Linked DNA regions of Homo sapiens: region 2 is linked to region 1. Evidence: chromatin contacts called from ENCODE Hi-C or POLR2A ChIA-PET data. All regions are on one chromosome and are shown on one strand. Each heading gives the region's core, a stretch centred on a gene start or an enhancer-like site at or near the end of the contact. The rest is flanking DNA. Distances are from core to core; before and after follow the strand shown.

Region 1 (7,870 bases), core at 1,332-3,831:
CAAAAACCAGAACCCCTTCCTCCACCCACCTCAGGCAGTCAGGGGACACAGATACCTGGTTAGGACTACAGATGGAACTGGGGTAGCAGCTGCTGCAGCAGTAAAAACCGGAATGTCCTCAGGCAGTGAAGAGTCTAGGGGAGAAAAAGAACTTCCCGAGGGGAAGGGGGCCTTTGATTCACACCCATGTATAGGGGGAAGAGAGGGGTGGGGGACCCACGTCCTCCTGACCTCCCAATCCCCTAAGAGAACTTCCAAATTGAGCCAAAGAATCAGGGAGGCTCAACCAACAGCTTCCTCCTCGGATCCTTTGCTGCCAAACACCGGCGAAAAGACTGAGAAAAGAGAGTCTCAGAGAAGAGGGTATCTTTGTACCCAAGAACCAGAGGAGCAACAAACTCCAACCTGCGCGTGAAGGAAGGACATCTTGCTAGAACAAGGAGGTATGTTGGGGAGTAACTCCCTTTAGCCTCAAGCCTCTACCCCTCTCCCTCCCTAACCCAGGCCCCAACCTACTGCCACAACCCCTCTATGGGGCTAACCAACCCCTCCACCCCAAGAATTCTTCATAGCAGCAGAAGCCCTGGAAAACCCTGTTCAGGTCCAGAGGGACTCTCAGGAAGAGGCCAGGTCAGGGTGGCTAAGTGTCACCTGGCCAGGCCTCGGGGCAGAGTGGGTGGTGCAGGGCCTGGGTTCCTTGAAGGGCTTCTGGGATGCCTCGGTTCCTCCCTCACCTGCTGTCCTCCAGGGCCGGCTCCAGCATGCTCCCCCCTTTGAGGTGTTTGAGGGCCACCTCAGCTGCCTTGTGCTTGGCTGCCTTCTTGCTGGGGCCCTGACCTGAGAGAGGGGGCATGGGCAATACTGGAGGTCACTGAAAGGACGGGAAAGAAACCAGCATCCCACAGCCTCTCTCCTCGTAGCCAGAGGGAATCAATCAAGCCCCTTCTGACCAACCTCCCCCTGCTGAAGACTGGAAGTGTTTCACTAATTGCTGGAAGGAAGAGCCCTTATCTTTCCGTTAGCTTCCAGAATTAAGCCATGCCAAGCAGGACTTCTGAGCTCAAACGCCTTGGGTGGACTTCTGAGCGCAAATGCTTTAATTTCCTTTGCAAAGCACTTTCTTTTCCCTCAATAAATACAGAGAGCTGGAATAAGAGAGGGTAGGCTCTGGAGTAAAAGCCCCACTCTGCCACATACTAGGCATGTGACCATGCACCAGCCATTTACTATCTCAAACACTCAGTTTCCTCATATTCAACATGGGCGGGCGGGGGGAGGAGTCGGGGGGGCGGATACTACCACCTACAATCATTGGTTAGACTGAGGTTTAAAATTAAACGGGAATTTGGTTAAGCACCGGGAACAGAGCCCAGCACGCCAGGCACTCACTCCCCCAAATACTCCACTGGGATTTCAGTTATCTTCTCTTACTTTTCCTCTAGGGTGATGGGGATCTGCCAGATCACTGTGGGAGTCCTGCTCGCTCCTCTAACTCTCCCACGTCCTACCCACCTTCTTACAGCCCTGTTCTCCCAATCCAGTCAGTAGCTTTTCCCCTGAAATCTCTCCTTCCCTCACTGGCCTTGGAGAAAAGGACTGTGAAGAGAGAGACTCCAAGAAACAAAGCCATGGGGACCTGCAAATGCACACCCCAGCCAGGCTGCCCAAGCCTTCCTCACCAGTGCAGCTGGTGTCGCCAACGGTGACCCGGAAGGTGAAATTAGGCTGGTGGGCTTGGCCCTCGGCTTTGAGAAGGTCGTACACAGGCGTCTTCCCTATTCTGGTCCCATACTCCTGCAGAAGGCTGATCGGGGTCTTGCCTGGGTTGGCGGCCAGCATTTGCTCTATACTGGGGGAAGGGGCACAGACCCACATCACACCTCCCCTCTCTGCACCCACCTAGCCAAGCACTTCCATACCAGACCTAGGCACATTATGGGGGACATAGGGTCCAAGGAACCCCAGACAGTCTAGCATCCATTGGCTGGGTTCCAAGTGGAGGTGCAGGCTGGAAAAGTAGGGCCCACTACCCCAAAGCAAGGGGGGAAGAATGCATTGCTCCTGCCTCAGTTAAGGTGGGCACGATCCTGTGCCCCAATGCAGGTTGAAAGTGCATACCCCCTGACACAGTGCAAGCCAGGAACCCAGTACCCACCAAATGCACTGAATGTGGGGGCATAAAGCCCAGTGTTCCAGTGCAGTCTGGGAACCGGGCCAACCCCAAACTATTTAGAGCTGGAGGCAGCAGCCACTGCCCCGGTGCACGCCGGGAACCACTGCCCACTGCCCCAGTGCTTGCCGGGAACAACCCTCAGGCCAGGTGCATGCTGGGGCCGCGCCGCTACTCCCTCCGCACGGCCCCACGCTTTTCGCCCTGAAGGAATCGGTACGAGACGGCTCACCTAGGCAGCCCGCAGCCCGTGGTAGTGCCGGAGCCTTGCTCCTCTTCACTCATTCCCTCCTCCGTCCCCGCGGGCGCCACCGTGACTGCAGCCTCCACGCGCCCCAATACACAGCCGACGAGCTAGGGCCGGGGCCAAGCCCGGAGTCGCGGCCGGTAGGGCCCGCCGCGGGGCACGCTGGGATATGGAGTCCCCCGCCCACCCTACTTCGTGAGCCTCCATCTGGAGGGGAGCTATCCGCCCCACAACCCTCTGCGTGCGTGGCTCGCCCGGGCAGGCTGCACCGCCTTCTGGGAGGAGCGGGCCCTCCGCCGTCGCTTCTCGAGAAGGCCGTATTTTTTTGTTTGTAATACCGTCCCGCCTCCTTCCTTCCGCGCCCCCTCTCTCCCGGTCCGTGAAGCTGTGGACATGCGTACTAGCGGAGGGGAAGCCGCTGGGTAGGGAGGCGGTAAGGACTCACTTGGGCACGGAGCCTTTTGGATCGCGAGAAAACTACAGAACCCAAGAGCCCGCGCGCCATCTGTGTCGCAGCTGGAGAGGCAGGGTCAAGCACGCACGAGAAGCTTCATGGCGTCATTGGTTACTCCCATTGCGATTACTTCCCCTAGGTGCACTGAGATTGGTTACTTCGACTAAAGGGGCGGAGACAAGGAAAAGTCAGCCCCCCCCGACCCCGCCTCCTTGATGAAGGAAGGTTGTGATTGGTCCGGAGAGGCTGCCGTCGGATCCTGGCTCTTTGCGGTCTGGGAGGGTGGGCCTTACCTAGACGCCGGAGGGGACCGATCTCTGTTTCCGCAGGGCTCTGGAGCTGGTGCAGGTTTAAGTCCGTCTCAGACAGTCCCCTCAACCCACAGCCTAAGCCCCTTGCCCTTGGGCCTCCGTGACACAGAACTTGCTTCCTTTTCCTAGGTCGTCCTTCACCTCCCTTCAGGTGTTGCTTCTTTTGTGAAACCTTTTTAGAACCGCTCTAGTGAACCTCTCTTTAACTGGCGAGGAAACCTCTGGGGCCTGATAATCAGGCTGTAATGTGGGACGACAGGATTAGAAGGACTAGGCACCTTGGTGGTCTTGTTCCCTCTTCCATGAGTCTTGGGTCTCTCAGCTGAAGAGAGCAAAAGTGAATTTTGGCCGCCTAAGATTAATCAACTGATCTGGGTGTTGAGCAGACGCGCATTGTTTAGTCCTAGAGCCCCATTGCCTCCTCCCCCAAAGTTGCACAACCACTGGGCTGAGGGAAATCTTGTGACCTTGGAGAGAGAAAGGGAGAGACCACATTAAAAAAAAAAAAGGTTCTAATGAGTGTTCTGAGAAGGGGTCAAGAAAGATGTCTTACTCTGAGCCGGGGTTGGAGGTCCAGAGGAATCTTGAAATGATAATGAGGGGTCATCCAGGAACACTGGAGGAGGATGGGGCCTAGAGCCGAGTGAATTCCAAGTGGGTGAAATTGGAGTGAGTGGTGACAATCAAGGGAAGGAGAGCTGGCAAGATCGGTATGATAGGGGGAGCAATGCCAGAGCGCTAGGGATCCCAACTGAGGGGCTGCTCTCTCCGATGTAGAAAGGAGTCTATAAGACGGGTCATAGGGGGTTCCTGTGGAATCAGCCTGAGGCCTGAGGTGGGACCTCCATAGGACACCGCCAGCAGGGAGGCGCGGGGCCCAGGCGGGCCAGGTACGAGCCTGGAGCGCGCCGGATGGCAGCAGCGGGCTCCTTTAAGAGGCCGGCGGCTCCATCGCAGCATCCCCCGCTCAGGGCGTGTCCGTCCCGGGGGGCCAGGGGCGGGGGCCCTGGAAGGAGCGGGAGTTCAAGCCGAGCAGGGACGGGGCTAGGGGTCGGGGGGTGGGGGCAGAAAGCTGAAGCTGACACCCGTGCATCCGGACACCGCACGAGCATCGCCTGTGACAGCGCCCCGGGTCCGGTGGAGGGCAGCGGGGGGAGGAGGGAAGGAGGAGGAGAAGGAGGAGGAGGCGGGAGCAGCATCCGGAGCGGAGCTGCAGCAGCGCCGCCTTTTGTGCTGCGGCCGCGGAGCCCCCGAGGTGAGAGCCTGGCCGAGTTGTGGGGGGGTGGGGGGCAGGGATGGGTCTGGGTCCTGGGATCCGGGCGTGGAGGGAGGGTCGGGATGCAGATGTGGCCTGGTGCGGGGTGATGGCGTGGGGATGCTGAGGCTGTGGGGATGGAGGAACTGGGGACCTGGACCCGACGCCTGTGGGGCTGGGAAGGAAGGGAATGGAGCGGAGGGATGCCGCGGCCCAGCTTGGAGACGAAGGGCCTCCAGAGCTGGAAAGGACCGTATTGGGGTGGGGTGGAGGATGATTGGGGGACAGACTTAAAGGACAGAGGGCAAGAGAACATCTCCTCCCACTCATCCTCAGGAAGAGAGAGAGGGAAGGAGGAGGGAGAGTTTTGGCCCCCTCTAGGGAAGGAAAGGAAGGGCAAGGACTGATATACCCACCATCTCCACACACACACACACACACACACACACACACACACACACACACACACACACACACACACACACACACACACACACACACACACACACACACACACAGCAGGCTGGACCTGAAGATTAGTCAGAGAGCACCTGTTCCTGCATGCCCAGGCGTTGGTCCCCCTCCCCTTCAAGCTGTGATCCTCCTAATCCCCTCCAGCTGTGGCATTCACCTCCAGCTGTGGCATTCACCTCCATCCAGCTGTTGCATCCTCCCCTCCCCCATTCACGTGTGGGTTTCTCCCTCCTCTTTCTCTCCATCTCCTCTGGCTCCCCTAACCCATCTCCCCCAGTCAGGCCCTCCAAAAACCTCCTCCCTTTCCCACAAACACTCCTCAAACTCATTGGCTTAAAAATAAACAAGAGTTGAGACTTGCTGGTAACCAAGGCCTTGACTGAGAGGAGGGAAGAGTCAAGGCTCTGTAGACAGTGGGAGGAAACAGTGAGGTGTCCCTTAGAATTAAGGGAGGAGTCCTACCTTGTAGATGCTCATCTGCTGCCTTTTTCAGAGGAGCGTAGGTGAGTGGCCTCCAATCAGAAGGGAGTGCACATGAGGTCTCCTCACCCCACCCAGAGTCGTCTCAAGCCACAGTCAGTGCATCCCTCTAAACACATTTCCCTTGCAGTTCTCAAGGTGGACTCCATTGCTCTAGGAGCTCTGAGTTTCAGCCAGAGGGTCCTACCAAGCTAAGGCTAACAGAAAGGATTTAGGAAGGATAGGACTCAAGTGCCCCCTGAGCCTTCCTGTCCAGACACTGAAGTTTCTCTGAGCTTTAGGGCCCCACTCCCTCCTATCTCACACTTACAGGTGAAAAAAAGTGTGTCCCCTCAAGCGTATCATTCATCCACTCACTCCCATTGTCAACTGGGGTAATGTTAGGAAAACCCCAGCTCTCAACATGGAGACACCAGCTAAATATCCATCCCAGTTATGGACAGAGGAGGCAAGAAGTTAGACATGGCTCAGGATTTCCTAGGCTTCCTTATAGCTGAAGAGGGCAGAACCCTTCTAAAAACCAATTGCTTTTCCCCTCGTGGTGACACTGTGGTAGGATCAGGCTTTTCTAGGAAGAGGACTCTTGGTTCTACCACTCACAGCCCGGACTCTCGTAATGCACAGTCCTCCCTCTCCCCTGCCTGGATCTGGAGAGAAAGAAGGAATCAACCCTGTAAGAAGTCCTTGCTAGGGTGGACTGGAGATCACCCCTACATTCAGGTCCTCAGCCCTACACCAGTCAAGCCCTGGGACCCCCAGCTGCCATGCTTCTTCCAGTGAGGTGGAAATGTCTGCCCCTCACGCCAGCCACTCATGCATTCACTCACACTGTTGACTGAGGTGATGCTGGGAAGAAGGAGGATACTGTTGAGATGATGCCAGCAGGGGACATAGGGGCTTCATGAGGGCCTGGCCACAGAGACTGGTCTGTCTGGTTCATTGGCTCCCAGAAGGACTGGGGTCATATGTGTGCGTGGAGAAGGTGAGGAGACTGTGACAGTGACCAGATTCCAGAGGAGGCTAAAGATCATTCAGGATAGAGCCCTTGCCCTTTGGTTTCTTCATTCTTTGGTCTTTTTTTTCCCTCTTGTTTCTCCACCTCCCTTTCCACCCATACCCTCCCTACTGGCACTTGCTTTGAGAGAGAGAACAAGGGAAAGAAGGGAAGGGAATCACATTCATAAAAAACTTACAAGTGTGTGTTAGGCACTTTCCATATGGCTAATGCTTATAGAGAGCTTCCTGTGTGCCAGGTCCTGGGCCAAGAACTTTATTTTGATTTTCTTAATCATGCCCGTAACAAGACCAAGTGAGATAGTGTTATCATCATCTCTGATGGAGGAGAAAACTGAAACTTAAGTAATTTGTTTAAAGTAAAAAAGTTAGTATGTGGCAAGAGGTAGGATTTGAACCCAGGTCTGTGTAACCCAGAACCTGTGTTCTTACCCACCACATTATGTACTGCATTGCCACTGTGGGACATAGGTACCACTGTCCCCGTTTAGCAATGAAGAAACTGAGGTTTGTTGAAAAGTCTCAGGCCAGGTCACCCAACTGGCCAGGAGCAGAGACAAGACCTCAGGAAGCCACTCTGATTTTGAGGCCTGTGTTCTCTCCTCTACCACCTACCCTCTCCCTATTGCACAACTGTCCTAATAAGCTAAGTGAAGGAATGCATGAGCAGTCCATCAATCTTATTTTCTCTTTTACAATTTAAATTTTATGTCTTACTTTAAAAGCAATTCAAAGTTGTTACTGAAATACTAGGAATATACGTAAACCCAAAGGAGAAAATTAAAACACTCACAATTCCACCTACCTAGAAACTGTTGTTATACTTTGGTATTTATTCTTCCAGATTTTTAAAAATGCCCATCCCGTTGAGGAACTATATTTGTTAACATCCGCTGAACTTCTTCCTGGTCTATCTGAGGTCCTAGGTAGGAGGGACTCCTGAGGCCCATCCTACCCTGCTCTTGCCCTCCCCTTCCCCGAGGCCTCCATGGGTAAGGCTGAGGGGTGATCCAGGGCCACGTGATCAAAGGGAGGATCTTAGCAGTACAGCTGCTTAAGAGAGCAGATTCCAGAGACAACTGGCCAGGGAGTGAGGATGGGGTGCAGAAAATCAGGCCATCCCCCTTAGTCCAGAGGAGACAGAATGGCAGGATTTACAGAGGAGGGACTGGTGATCTGGTAGAGGAATGACTGGGGACTCCAGCACAATCACTAGCACTGTGACCTGGTTCTACTGGAACCTGAAATCACAGTTTATCCTGGGAAAGCAGAAGGTCAGAGACCAAGTCTTCAGCCTCTCCAGGATCCACAAAGACCTGGTGTCCAGCCAACCAGGAAGACAAAGCAAGGAGGAAACATGCTGCTCCCTGCACCCCCTCTATCACCCTACTTAACCTTCACTACCCCCAGCAGGGTGGGTTGGGCACCACAGAGAGATTACATTCCTTAAACTAAGTGGTGGCAA
Region 2 (7,870 bases), core at 2,920-5,419, 3.2 Mb before region 1:
CCAAAGTGCTGGGCTTACAGGCATGAGCCACCACACCTGGCCTGTTTCTGTTTTGAGACAGAGTCTCGCTCTGTCATTTCGGCTGGAGTACAGTGGCAAGTGCAGTGGTGCATTCTTGGCTCACTGCAACCTCTGCCTCCTGGGTGCAAGCCATTCTCCTGCCTCAGCCTCCCAAATAGCTGGGACTGCAGGCATGTACCACCACACCCAGCTAATTTTTGTATTTTTAGTAAATATGAGGTTTCACCATGTTGGCCAGGCTGGTCTTGACTCCTGACCTCAGATGATCTACCTGCCTCAGCCTCCCAAAGTGCTGGGATTACAGGTGTGAATCACTGCTCATGGCCACCCAGGCAGGTTTTGAACTCCTGGCCTCAAGACATCCTCCCACCTTGGCCTCCCAAAATGTTGGCATTACAGGCATGAGCCACCATGCTTGGCCTAAAACATAAGTAATTTTAAAAATGATTTTATTTGCTGGGCGCAGTGGCTCACGTCTGTAATCCCAGCACTTTGGGAGGCCGAGGCAGGCAGATCACCTGAGGTCAGGAGTTCAAGACCAGCCTGGTGAACATGGTGAAACCCCGTCTCTACTAAAAAGAGATCGTGCCACTGCATTCCAGCCTGGGCGACAGAGACTCCATCTAAAAAAAAAAAAAATTTATTTTTTCAAAGACAGGGTCTCCCTACGTTGCCCAGGCTGGACTTGAACTCTTGGGCTTAAGCAATCCTCCCACCTCAGCCTCTCAAGTAGCTGGGACTACAGGTGGCTACTAGTAATGTTTATATTAAGCTGGGTCATAATATCTCTTTTAAGGTTTATGGCCAATTTTTTTTTTTTTTTGAGACAGAGTCTCGTCACCCAGGCTGGAGTGCAGTGGGGAGATCTCGGCTCACTGCCACCTCCACCTCACAGGTTCTGCCACAGCCTCCCAAGTAGCTGGGATTACAAGCACCCACCACCAAGCCTGGCTAATTTTTGTATTTTTAGTAGAGACAGGGTTTCACCGTCTTGGCCAGGCTGGTCTTGAACTCCTGACCTCATGATCCACCCATCTCAGCCTCCCAAAGTGCTGGGATTACAGGCGTGAGCCACGCGTGCCCCGTCTTTTTTTTTTTTTTTTTTTTTTTTTGAGATGGAGTTTCGCTCTTGTCACCCAGGCTGGAGTGCAATGGCATGATCTCGGCTCACTGCAACCTCTGCCGCCCAGGTTCAAGCAATTCTGCCTCCGCCTCCCAAGTAGCTGGGATTACAGGCGCCTGCCACCACGCCCAGCTAATTTTTGTATTTTTAGTAGAGATGGGGTTTTGCCATGTTGGCCAGGCTGGTCTTGAGCTCCTGACCTCAGGTGATCCACCTGCCTTGGCCTCCCAAAGTGCTGGGATTACAGGCATGAGACACCGCGCCCGGCCCAATTTTTATTCCCTATACCCAGGAGACTTTTCTTTTTTTGAGACAGAGTTTTGCTCTTGTCGCCCAGGCTGTAGTGCAATGGCATGATCTCGGCTCACTGCAACCTCCACCTCCTGGGTTCAAGCAATTCTCCTGCCTCAGCCTCCCTGGTAGCTGGGATTCCAGGCATGCGCCACCACGCCCGGCTAATTTTGTGTTTTTTAGTAGAGATGGGGTTTCTCCATGTTGGTCAGGCTGGTCTCGAACTCCCAACCTCAGGTGATTCGCCCGCCTCGGCCTCCCAAAATGCTGGGATTACAGGCGTGAGCCACCGCGCCCGGCCTCCAGGAGACATTTTTACCATTTTGCACCCTTTCCCTTTGACTTCCTAATACAAAATTAACAACTTCTAAGTTGTTATCTTATTAGAAAGCCCCCTTATAAAATAGGATTGTTCTCACCTTCAATTAACAATTTTTTTAATTGCTCAAATCAGTCTATAAAGTTCTCTTTTGCAATTTGTGACTCTGGACATATATTTAAATTCAGTCGTTACAGGAGGATCAATTGGACCCAGAAGTCAAGACTGCAGTGACCTGTGATACCACTACTGCACTCCAGCCTGAGTTAAAGTGAGACCCTGTCTCAAAAACATAAAAAAAAAAAAAAATTTAGCCTGACATTCAGTGCCACCATTATTTGGTTGTGACCTATTTTTTCTTTTCTTTTTTTTTTTTTTTTTTTTTTTTTTACACAGAGTCTCACTGTCACCAAGCTGGAGTACAGTGGTACAATCTAGACTCGCTGCAACCTGCGTCTTCCGGGTTCAAGAGATTCTCCCACCTAAGACTCCTGAGTACCTGGGATTATAGGCACACCACGCCCAGCTAATTTTTGTATTTTTAGTAGAGATGGGGTTTTGCCATGTTGGCCAGTCTGGTCTTGAACTCCTGACCTCGTGATCCGCCCGCCTCGGCCTCCCAAAGTATTGGGATTACAGGCGTCAGCTACTGCTCCTGGCCAAATATTTTGTATTTTTAGTAGGGACGGGGGTTTCACCATGTTAGCCAAGCTGGTCTTGAACTCCTGATCTCCAGTAATCCACTGGCCTCGGCCTCCCAAAGTGTTGGGATTACAGGCGTGAACCAGTGCGCCAAGTTAACTTCCTTTTTTTTTTTTTTTTTTTTTTGAGACCCAGACTCACTCTGTCGCCCAGGCTGAAGTGCAGTGGCGCGATCTCGGCTCACTGCAACCTCCGCCTCCCGGGTTCAAGCGATTCTCCTGTCTCGCTCTCCCGAGTAGCTGGGACTAGAGGCGTGTGCCACCACACCCGGCTGATTTTTTTTTATTTTTAGTAGAGACGGGGTTTCACCATGTTAGCCAGGATGGGCTCAATCTCCTGACCTCGTGATCTGCCCGCCTCTGCCTCCCGAAGTGCTGGGATTACAGGCGTGAGCCACCGCGCCCGGCCCCTTCCCTTTTTTTTTTTTTTTTTGACACAGGGTCTCACTCTGTCGCCCAAGTTGGAGTGCTCACTGCAACCTCCGCCTCCCGGGTTCGGGGTTCGAGCTATCCTCCCGCCTCATACTAGCTAGTATTTGGCATTACAGGCAAGTGCCACCACGCCCTGCTAATTAGTATTTTTAGTAGAGATGGGGTTTCACCATGTTGGGTGGGCTGGTCCTGAACTCCTGACCTCAGGTGATCCGCCCACCGAACTTCCCAAAGTACTGGGATTATAGGCGTGAGCCACGGGCGCCCCGCCCAATTTCCCTTTTTAATGGCATTTGAGCTAGGGTCCAGGTTTCGTAGCTCCCACTACCTGTCCTGCACAACACAGACACTAAATACCTTAGTGCTTATTATGAAGCCCCGTTCTTCAGAAAGGTTTTATAGCACTTTCGTTAAACCTCCTTCCTGTTCAAAATGCAGCGCACTAGAGTATTTTTCCCCAATCCACCGTTAAGCGGCTTCTTCTTAAGCAGGACTGTTTTGGGTCTCTTGGTTGCTACCCCTACTACACCCTACTAATATGTTGCACAAAGCGACGGGGAACCCCTTCTCCCCCAAACGATGTGCGTGGAAACACACAATGTCCTACTCTCTCCATTCCCAGAAACCTAGACTCTCCCCTCAAATACCTTTCCTGGCTCATCTACAGCACTAAGGTCTCAAGGTAGGGGCAAAAGCCCGCCCCAATTGGCAAATGCTCCTCCTCCGCCAAGAACCTCGAATTTCCGCTGTCCCTGGACAGAGCCTCCAACCTTCAGAAAAATGGCGAGGTGGACCCAGGCCCTTGATTCTGAAGTGAGCCCTTTTCCACAGCACAGGCTTTTTACAGGTTTTTGTGGTGGAATGATGACTCAGTGAGCTGATTTACTCCCTCAAGAGTAACCAACGCGCCATTTCAGTTCTCCAGGATCCCGACTCCGTGTCCCTCCGCCTCAGCCTTGCCTCCCACTGTCAACGCAACCGTTTCTCAGAGAAATCGCCGAAGGCGCATGGCAGGGCAGTTGGGCCACTAACGGTTTTCTAACGCGAGAAGACAGAGCGGGAGGAGAGGCGGGAACGCGTAGGGACTAGCAGGGGGCGGAGTGGGGGTGGGGTGGCGGACGAAGGGCGGGGCCGGCGCCAGGAAGGATCGCGAAGGAGCTGGGAGGCCCCGCCCTTTCCGTAGATATCTCTAGAAAGCCGCGCCGGAGCCCAAAAACAAGGACTGCGCACGCGCGGCGGCAAGGCCCGGGCATTTTGCTGCGTCACCAGCCGCCGCCCGGCCTCACCACCCCTCGTTTGCACGCACGCACGTTCATTCTCCGTCCTCGCGCCCCTTTTCCTACACTTTCCTCTTCTCCCCGACCGGAGGAGCCGCTCTTTCCGCGCGGTGCATTCTGGGGCCCGAGGTCGAGCCCGCCGCTGCCGCCGTCGCCTGAGGGAAGCGAGAAGAGGCCGCGACCGGAGAGAAAAAGCGGAGTCGCCACCGGAGAGAAGTCGACTCCCTAGCAGCAGCCGCCGCCAGAGAGGCCCGCCCACCAGTTCGCCCGTCCCCCTGCCCCGTTCACAATGTGAGTGCGACACCCCGCCGAGGGAAGGTCGCCGAGTGAGGCCGAGGCCGCGTTGGGGGCTCCCTGGAAGCGGCCCCCTAGCCTTTCTCGCATCGGTGGTGGCAGTCGTTCCTGCCTGGGGGCGGGAGGTCCAGGATCCTTGTTCCGGTTACCGTTGGCGGGTGGAGGACATTTTTCCTCCAGATGTCTGCTTCCCCCACCCCTGAACCGTTCCTTGGCTTCCCCATGCCGGAAATCCTACTTTTACCCCTTTGGCTGTCTGGGTTACTCGCCTCTTTCGGTAACTTCACCCTAGGCCTTAAGCTCCCGGTAGCTGCTCGCCATGCGGCGCCCTGAAGCGTGAACCTTCGTGGGTCGCCTCTCGGCTGCTTGGGCGCTCCGGTTCTGTTGCTTTGTGGTCCCGGGGCCAGGCCCTGAGTCGAGTGCACCTGTGGTGGGTGCCGCCAGGTGCCTGGCGGAGCTCCTGGGAGAGCCCCACGCGGACCTCGCCGTGAGCTGCAGGTACTGCTAGGCAACTAGAAGGAAGCCATGCCCACGCCGCAACATACTTCCCTCTCCAGTGTCTGGGTTTCTTGAGTGTGGGTACTTCCAGTCCGCCTCCTAACTCCAGTCTCTTGAAAACACGGGAGGTTGCCAAAACTCAGCCGCTTCCCTGGCAGCGAGGAGGAGTTACCATTGAGCAGGTAGTTCCGCACGTGTCGACTTTGGAAAGATACGGACATTTTCTGTGTTTCATGTTCTACTTGAGGTGAGGTTTCACTATCTTGTTACAGTGTAGGATGAAATAGGTATGTAGTAGGCATTTAATTAACCTACAGTCGTCCCAAAGATCTTAAATTTGTGTGGAGGTGAATACAGATTCTATGGCAGTCTTCATTTTACGATGATAAAGGAAAGCCTTGGCGATTTTAACCGGTAAGAATTCTTGGCACTGCCGCGTACAGTGGGAACTGCCGGTTTTACAGGGTTTTTTTTTTTTTTTTTTTTTTTTTGACGGGAGGTTATTTTTCAAGGTACTAACTACGTCCTAAAAGGTATGGAGAACAATTAAGGTGGAACCTTTTTTTTCTTTTGTTTTAGACTCCATTCAGAAGAGAGAAGAGGGGAGTGACTTTATGTCTTTGGAAAAGTAATAAGGATTTGCTTGATTCAAGTCATGATACTGAGGCTGAGTATATTGGCTAGAAATCTAAAGGGATGCGTGAGGCTGAAGCGAGTTTATCACTGGGAACAAGCTTCTAGAGCACAGCATGTTAGAATTTTTGAAGGAGCCCCCTCCCCGAAAGTGATACGTAATCGGGGTTTTAAAAAATTTGAATTAGGCTGGGCGCGGTGGCTCACAACTGTGATCCCAGCACTCTGAGAGGCCGAGGCGGGCGGATCACCTGAGGTCGGGAGTTCGAGACCAGACTGACCAACATGGAGAAACCGCGTCGCTGCAAAAATACAAAAAAAATTAGCCGGGCGTGGTGGCACATGCCTGTAATCCCAGCTACTCGGGAGGCTGAGGTTAGGAGAATCGCTTGAATCTGGGAGGTGGAGGTTGCGGTGAGCCGAGATCATGCCATTGCACTCCAGCCTGGGCAACAAGAGTGAAAACCCGTCTCAAAATAAATAAATAAATTTGAATGTATATAAAATAGTTTTTGCTTTTCTATTTGAAAGCTCTCCTAAGTAATGTAGAAGGGACATCAGTCTTAACCTTTCATACTCTGAAAATCTGTAAGGGGAAATTTTTTGTCAGATGAGGCATTAAGCAGCTTTTAATAATAGAGCCAAACAACATATCTTTTCGCGAAAAGTATGTTTAAAATTGGCTTGAAGTAGAAGCATTTGATGGAGGCCACATGAGATATTTAAATAGGTAAGGAACGGCTATTACTAGGAAAGTAGATTTAAAAACTTGGGTGAAAAGTAAGTGTAAGGCCAGGCGCGGTGGCTCACGCCTGTAATCCCTATACTTGGGAGGCCGAGGCAGGCGGAACACGAGGTCAGGAGTTAGAGACCAGCCTGGCCAATATGGTGAAACCCCGTTTCTACTAAAAATACAAAAACTAGCTGGGTGTGGTGGTGCATGCCTGTAGTCCCAGCTACTCCGGAGGCTGAGGCAGGAGAATCGCTTGAACCCAGGAGGTGAAGGTTTCAGTGAGCAGAGATTGCGCCGTTGTACTCCAGCCTGGGCAATAGAGGGAGACTCCGTCTCAAAAAAAAAAAAAAAAAAAAAAAAGTAAGTGTAGCAGTAGAGAGACTATTCCAAAAAGTAGCCTCTCTAGTTAAAAAATAAAAATGCTACTTTCATGCCGGGCGGGGTGGCTCACTCCTGTAATCCCAGCACTTTGGGAGGCCGAGGCGGGTGGATCACGAGGTCAGGAGATCGAGACCATCCTGGCTAACACGGTGAAACCCCGTCTCTACTAAAAATACAAAAAATTAGCCGGGTGTGGTGGCGGGCGCCTGTGGTCCCAGCTACTTGGGAGGCTAAGGCAAGAGAATGGCTTGAACCCGGAAGGCGGAGCTTGCAGTGAGCGGCGATTGCGCCACTGTACTCCAGCCTGGGCGACACAGCGAGACTGTCTTAAAAAAAAAAAAAAAAAAAAAGAAAAGAAAAAATGCTACCTTCAAAACGAGTGATTCAATGCCACTTGAAGAGTGTTGGGCTGGGGGAAACAAGTGTTTTGAAGAGACCAGCTAAAATATTCTTTTAAAAATAATATATGCCGTTTAGTAAATTCTTCAGGGACTCTTAACAAGCTAAAGACTTAAATTTTAAAATGAAAGTTGTAAGTCAGTTATTTGAAGTGGAAGAAGCCTTTAATGGGTCGTCATCCAGTCTTAAGAATCTGGCTGATAAGGGTTTATTTTGTTGATAACTTGTTTTAAAAGTGTTTTTTTTGGAGACAGGGTCTTCCTCTGTCACCCAGGCTGGAGTGCAGCTGCAACCTCTACCTCCCGGGCTCAAGCGATCCTCCTTGCCTCAGTCTCCCGAGTAGCTGGGACTGCAGGCAAGCACCACCATGCCTGGCTAATAAATTTTTTTTAAGCTCTGGGGAGAGAGAGATTTATGCTGGGTGTCTTAAAGGCTTGGGAGTGTGTTTTCTCATTTGATTTACTCATTTGCTCTTCAGCGATTTCGTAGTTACATTTCTTTAAATCCTAAGTTATAAAAGTTTGTCTCATAATTTACATAAAAGCTCTTAATTTCGGACCTATCTTGGAGAAGGCTGGGATTTTTAGGACCTTCCCCCACTTAAGATTTTCCGCTTAACTAACCTTGCCAGAGGGTGCTACTTCGCATTTTCTTTTTGAATCATTGTCGTTCGACCGATTAAAAATAGAGAAAAAGTAAAATGTTTTATTTATTTTAGAGATGTTGGAAGTTGTTGTTTTTCCTGTCTAATGTCTTGTATATAATTAG

The links. A loop is a pair of places that touch in the nucleus more often than their neighbours do. ChIA-PET counts read pairs that join two places held with the same protein, here RNA polymerase II (POLR2A). Pooled maps may share reads with other maps.
Region 2: a loop to region 1 is called in a pooled map, with 7 times the contacts of the local background. The contact joins the promoter of PTGES3 here to the promoter of TARBP2 in region 1. A Hi-C loop is called at or near these places in 4 of 50 pooled maps. POLR2A ChIA-PET finds 5 or more read pairs at or near these places in 2 of 52 experiments (T-cell and activated CD4-positive, alpha-beta T cell).

What each region holds. Positions count from the first base shown.
Region 1 is chr12:53,495,994-53,503,863 of GRCh38, reverse strand. TARBP2 (TARBP2 subunit of RISC loading complex) reads right to left here and starts at 2,581. Exons shown (of 9, transcript NM_134323.2): 1 at 2,403-2,581; 2 at 1,680-1,849; 3 at 735-837; 4 at 56-151. The coding sequence starts at 2,455. MAP3K12 (mitogen-activated protein kinase kinase kinase 12) reads left to right here and starts at 4,406. Exons shown (of 14, transcript NM_001193511.2): 1 at 4,406-4,437. RefSeq lists an enhancer at 2,647-2,946 and silencers at 4,040-4,289, 7,265-7,559.
Region 2 is chr12:56,684,583-56,692,452 of GRCh38, reverse strand. PTGES3 (prostaglandin E synthase 3) reads left to right here and starts at 4,169. Exons shown (of 8, transcript NM_006601.7): 1 at 4,169-4,455. The coding sequence starts at 4,454. RefSeq lists enhancers at 2,181-2,706, 3,233-3,282, 3,759-4,284, 4,783-4,902, 5,013-5,062 and silencers at 3,933-4,122, 6,509-6,568.